Linked DNA regions of Homo sapiens: region 1 is linked to region 2. The links are chromatin contacts, found by Hi-C or POLR2A ChIA-PET in ENCODE. All regions are on one chromosome and are shown on one strand. The core of a region is the stretch at or near the end of the contact, and the rest is flanking DNA. Distances in the headings are between cores, read along the strand shown.

What was found. A loop is a pair of places that touch in the nucleus more often than their neighbours do. ChIA-PET counts read pairs that join two places held with the same protein, here RNA polymerase II (POLR2A). Pooled maps may share reads with other maps.
Region 1: a pooled map shows a loop between it and region 2 (4-fold over the local background). The contact joins two enhancer-like sites. A Hi-C loop is called at or near these places in 6 of 168 maps with a recorded cell type or tissue (CD14-positive monocyte, GM12878, HCT116 and 3 more), 35 of 37 single-sample maps with no recorded cell type and 15 of 50 pooled maps. POLR2A ChIA-PET finds 5 or more read pairs at or near these places in 10 of 52 experiments (CD4-positive, alpha-beta T cell, Caco-2, HEK293 and 6 more).

The regions. Positions count from the first base shown.
Region 1 is chr6:90,273,186-90,275,885 of GRCh38, reverse strand. The region is part of intron 1 of BACH2 (BACH transcriptional regulator 2); the gene reads left to right. Among named protein-coding and RNA genes, the nearest start is that of BACH2, 22 kb to the left of the region's middle. Within about 2 kb of position 1,330, at least 4 of the 41 ENCODE cell types and tissues checked have a DNase peak (open chromatin) inside an H3K27ac peak, as active enhancers do; they include OCI-LY7, where a contact is called at or near this core.
Region 2 is chr6:90,349,507-90,352,403 of GRCh38, reverse strand. The region is part of intron 5 of LOC105377891 (a long non-coding RNA gene); the gene reads right to left. Among named protein-coding and RNA genes, the nearest start is that of MIR4464, 38 kb to the right of the region's middle. Within about 2 kb of position 1,548, at least 4 of the 41 ENCODE cell types and tissues checked have a DNase peak (open chromatin) inside an H3K27ac peak, as active enhancers do; they include OCI-LY7, where a contact is called at or near this core.

The DNA.
Region 1 (2,700 bases), core at 81-2,580, 76 kb after region 2:
ACTGTTCTCCTGCCTCAGCCTCCCAAGTAGCTGGGACTAAAGGTGCACACCACCATGCCTGGCTAATTTTTTTGTAGAGACTGGGTTTCACCATATTGGCCAGGCTGGTCTCGAACTTCTGACCTCAGATGTTCAGGCCGCCTTGGCCTCCCAAAGTGCTGGGATTACAGGCGTGAGCCGCTACGCCCATCCAGAACAACAGGCACTGGGGCCTACTGGAGAGTGGAGAGTGGGAGGAGGGGGAAGAGCAGAAAAAAAAAAACCTATCAGGTACTAGGCTTAGTACCTGGATGACAAAATAATCTGTACGACAAACCCCCATGACGCAAGTTACCCATATCACAAATCTGCACATGTAACCCTGAAGGTAAAAGTTAAGTAAATAATAAAATATTTTACATTTATTTAAAAATTCTAAAATGGTTGTATTTTAAAAGTAAAAACAAATTTTGGTTAGGATTTGAGCTTATTCCATTTTTCTTCTAATTTTCCAAATTAAATGTAAAATGAGAGCATCCCAGGTAGGGGGAGGTAGGGGAGAAACCAAATAATTTTCAAGTCATATTTGAAGAGCAGGTATGTTCTCTCACGATTTACAGTGCAGGTGCATTTTAATTTAACTGCTTTAAATGATGATAAAAATTGTTCAAGTAGAACAAAGCAAAGTTTTAGAAGTGACTTGTAAACAGCCATTCTTAATTTTTTCCTGTTTTCTCTCCACTTATGTGACTTGCATGAATTTCTGAAGCAGTCCTTTCAAATGACACTGCTCCAAACATGTGAATTGCATTCATCAACAAAATCCAGCCTTTTCCTTTGTAGGACAATGTGGGGTCACGGGGCAAGGGGTCTTTTCTTTGTCTAGCCTGGTGCCAAAGCAAAGACTAGTCCTCCCTGCGTTTGGACCCAGTGACATGTTTCCATTTGTCATTGAACACTAGGGGGAGGAACTGTAGCCTCTGAGGTACCCCCATTTGGTCCTCACCCTCTACCAGAGGATTTGCTGCTTCAGCCTCTTCAGTGCCCCAGGTATTTGATGCAAAGATTATGCACTTATGCTGCCAGTTATCAGGGTTGTGTGGGTGTCTTTAGAGGGGTCTCCCCTTAGCATCAGGTCTCAATGACAGAATCTAAATAACACAGGTTACTCATCACGAGTTAAAGATTTTTTCCCTTTTCACATTGATGCTTCTGATATACTTTTATACGTTAGCTGATTGTATGTGCGTACTTTGTGGCTGCAAAGATGCAGCTGGAAAGTGTGTGGGGGTTGTCTGCTTCCTCTGAGGCTGCTACAGGTGGTCAGGTGGGGGCGGCTGTGATAAAGGTACAGCACCCACTTCCGCCAGCTTGTCTTGTGCGCCCTGTAACCCACTGCATGAACCCGAGTGGCACTTCAACCGGATTTTCTTGTTGGCACTTTTATCTTTCACTGCTTCTGACTTGCCTGTTGAGGTTTATGACTAAGGTTGTGATTAAAAATTCCCTTTTTAGGTATGAAAAGTCTTTTCAATTACTTTGTGTTCCTTTTTTTGTTTTGTTTTGTTTTTGTTGTGTGTGGACTTTCTGGGTTTTGTAAAAATGAATCTTAAAAAAATCTTAATATTATGTAAGAGTTAGATAAAGGTTAAGTAGCTAATATATTCTCTCATCAGGGCATAGAATCAACGTATGTTCTTGGAAGATTAAGTGTGTCAAAATGCATTTTATGATGGAAGCACTGTCAGTTGTTTAGAATAGGCATGGAAAAGCCCTTTTCAGAATATTGTCATAAAATCAGACTTGGAAAGGTTTTCGTTTATTCAGTCTGTATTCCCCTATCTGTCTGTTTAATCTCTGCATATTACTGTCCTTGGAGCACGGAGAAACGTGAGCTACCCTTGGAGGTTTATAGTCCCACTGGAAGGGAACTAATGTTTACGCCTGATTATATGATAGGAGCTTTACATGTTCTTATTCAGTCTTTGAGGAAACCTTATAAATAAGATAATAACTTTTTCAGAGAAAGAAGCTGGGGTTCTGAGACATTACCCACTTAGGGGCACCCAGAGGAAAGAGCAAGACCTCCAGCTCCATCACCAGTAATTTCCAGCCTGTGAGCTTCCCTCCACACTCAGTAATTTAAAAAACAACTTGATTTAGGGACATCTAGTAAATATTCTAGAAGTTCAGAGGCAGAAAAGCTAGTTTGCAGCTGAAGTACTCAGATTTCCCACTGGCTGAGTGGGAAATCAGACCCGAGCCTTGACAGTGGGCAGAATTTGTATAGAGGAGCCAAGAGAAGAAGAGTTTCCACACTGTATAAGCCAAATGATGGAAGGTGTAATAACAAAGGAAGGGTGAGCACACAGGTTTAGGAGATGCTGTGTGGGCCAGTCCAGCTGGGAGCCATTACCATTTAACACTTAATGGAGTGCTTACTGTGCTAGGCACTCTTCTAAGTTCTTCACACCTTTTAACTATTCTTATCTTCACAGCAAGCCTTTGCAGGAGATATTATCAAGTCCCTCCTGCCCCCACTTTTTTTAGAAACAGAGTCTTGCTCTGTTGCCCAGGCTGGAGTGCAGTGGTATGATCGTAGCTCATGGTGGCCTCGAACTCCTGGGCTCGAGTGATCCTTTTGCCTTAGCCTCCTGAGTAGCCAGGACTACAGGTGTGTGCCACCATGCCTGGCTAATTTTTTTTCCCCATAGAAACAGG
Region 2 (2,897 bases), core at 299-2,798:
TCAGAAGGGAGGGCTATAAAAATGTTGCTCTAAGAAGACTGATCAATAGCCATGAGGCAGAGAAGCTTGAATCAATGCCAGGCACCAGACTAGGGTGTGAACTTTTAAAACAGATAGAATGTGTTAACTCTAAGAGCCAGACAAAGAAAGAATCAGGGGGATTTGTGATTATTGGATGGGGAGAGAGGTACTGGGGATGCCAGCCAGTTTTCATTATTTCAGCTTTTTTCTCCCTTACCAAATATTTGCTACAGTGTTTGATTTGTATTTTTCAACAAGCCAGATATCTCCTTCTTAATAGTACCTAACGTTACCTTTCTCAATTGCTACCATAGTTAGAACTAATCAGCCACAAAGTCTTTAAATTGTCAACCTCAGCCAACAGACAGTATTTCAACCATATGGGAAAAAGTGGGCAGTCATGACTCAGGCTAAGTGATTCTGCTTTTCTGAATGGAAAAAACGTTCCACGTTTTGATCTTGGCCAAGAATGTTACTGAATGCAACTCTGAGGTCTGTAAATAAACTTTTTTTGTGTGGTAATGCAATGTTTCCTATTGCATCAGTATATGCCATGTCAAAGAGGCAAATGTCAAACTCTCGGCTGATCAATATAAAGCTATTTTCCAACTTGTTTTTCAGGATCTTTTAAATTTCACTTTGTATGATTTCACAACCTTACTATTCAAATAATATTTTAAAATTTCAACATGTTAAATCTTTGTACAAAATCCAAAATGAAGTATATTCTTATATAAAAACTTAAATTCCTGCACAGTCAAAAATGGTTTATTGTTGCTTTCTATAAGCCTTAGATACATCTTAGCTGTGTTTTATTATCAGAGGGCCCCTGGTACCTCTTAACCACGAATGAAGTTAAAACAGTTAAACTGTTTACCCCACTAACGCCCCCATCACCACACAGTAGCAGAGAAGTGTCTTCCAACTTCATGAACTGAGGAAAGAGGGAGGTATGTTTTGATAACAAGGAGAGAAGTCCAACACCAGACTAGGTCAGTGCTAAAGAGATCGGCCTGATTAGGTGCTGCAGTGACAGGCTCTGAGCAAACCAGCAGAAACAGAAAGACAGTCAGAAGAGATGACAAGGAAGGTTGGATCTGATATGAGGAATGAGGTCTACTAAACATTACCTTTGCCTCCAGCAGCCCACATGTTACATGTGTAAGGGAAATCCTAGTGGGTGCCAATCAGACTCGATCAGCCTGACAGCTGGAGATGGTGATATTCCTCCTCAAAGCATCTATTTGCATCCACTGATGTATGCAGAACTTTGGGGGCCTTACAGGAAAAATACGTGAACCTTGTTGTATTAGTCTGTTCTCACACTGCTATAAAGAACTACCTGAGCTGGGTAATTTATGAAGGAAAGAGGTTTAATTGACTCACAGTTCCTCAGGCTGTACAGAAAGCATAAAGCATGGTTGGGAGGCCTCAAAAAACTTACAATTACGGCAGAAGGGTGAAGAGGAAGCAAGTATGTCGTCATCTGGTGGCAGAGGAGAGGGAGGGAGGGAGGAAGAGAGAGAGAGTGAGAGAGAGAGCACAAAGAGGGAAGTGCCACACGTGTTTAAACCAACAGATCTCATGAGAACTCACTCACTATCACAAGAACAACAAGGGGGAAATCTGCCCCCATGATCCAATCACCTCCCAGCAGGTCCCTCTTCCAACACTGGGAATCACAATTCAACATGACATTTGGTTGGAGACACAGAGCCAAACCATATCACTTGTCCATTTCAAGCAAATACAGATACATTTATTCCCCAAATATTTATTGAGTTCTTACTGCTGTGCCAGACACTATAGAAGGTGCTAGGAAGACTGAGAAGACAAGGACCCTGCCCTCAAGGAACTTACAATCTTAGTGGAAGAGACAGCAATAAATAGAATAACAAATACATAAGATAATTAATATTGTGATAACTACAATGAAGGGAAAAAACAAGGGTGAGGCCACTTCAGACTGGGTGTTCAAGGATTGCCTTAGAAGAGGGTAATATCTGAGCTTAATCTTCAAGGATGAGAAAGGGCCAGCCAGTCTCCCCTAGAAGGTCAAGCATTCCAGAGGTGGGAGAACAGAAGGCAGAGTAGCTGAAGCTGGTGAGGTGGGTTTGTGGAGCTGGCAGAAGCTAAGTCTTGCAGGGCCTCACAGACCATGTTAAGGAGGGGATCAGAAGCCGCTGAAAAGTTTTAATCAGGGAAAGACATGATATGATTTACACTTCTGAAAGATCATTCTGGCTGCTGTAAGGAGAATGCAGGTAAAAGTGGAAGTAGATTAGTTAGGAAGCCAAAGTGATAGTCCAAATAAGTGATGATGATGGCTCAGACCAAGAAAGTGGTTCTCAAAGTGGGGCCCCTGGACCAGCAGCAGCAGCATCCAGCAACTTATTATAAACGCAAATTCTCAGGCCCTACCCCAGACCCACTGAATCAGAAACTCTGAGAGAGACCAGGCACAATGGCTGGCACCTGTAATCCCAAAACTTTAGGAAGCCAAGGCAGGAGGATCACTTGAGCCCAAGAGTTCAAGACCAGCCTGGGCAACATACTGAGACCCCATCTAGACAAAAATAAGTGTGATGGTTCACACCTGTAGTCCCAGCTACTCAGGAGGCTGAGACAGGAGGATTGCTTTACTCTGGGAGGTCAAGGTGGCAGTGATCCGTGATCTTGCAAATGCACTCTAGCCTTATTTTTAGAGACAGAGCCAGACCTTGTCTCTAAAAATAAGTTTTAAGAAAGAAACTCTGAGGATGAGAGCCAGAGATAGGTATATTAACAACTCCTCCAGTTGATTATCATGTACCCTAAAGCTTGAGAACTTCTGGACTAGGGGTATGGAAATAGAGAAGGGCAGAAGTGAACTGTGG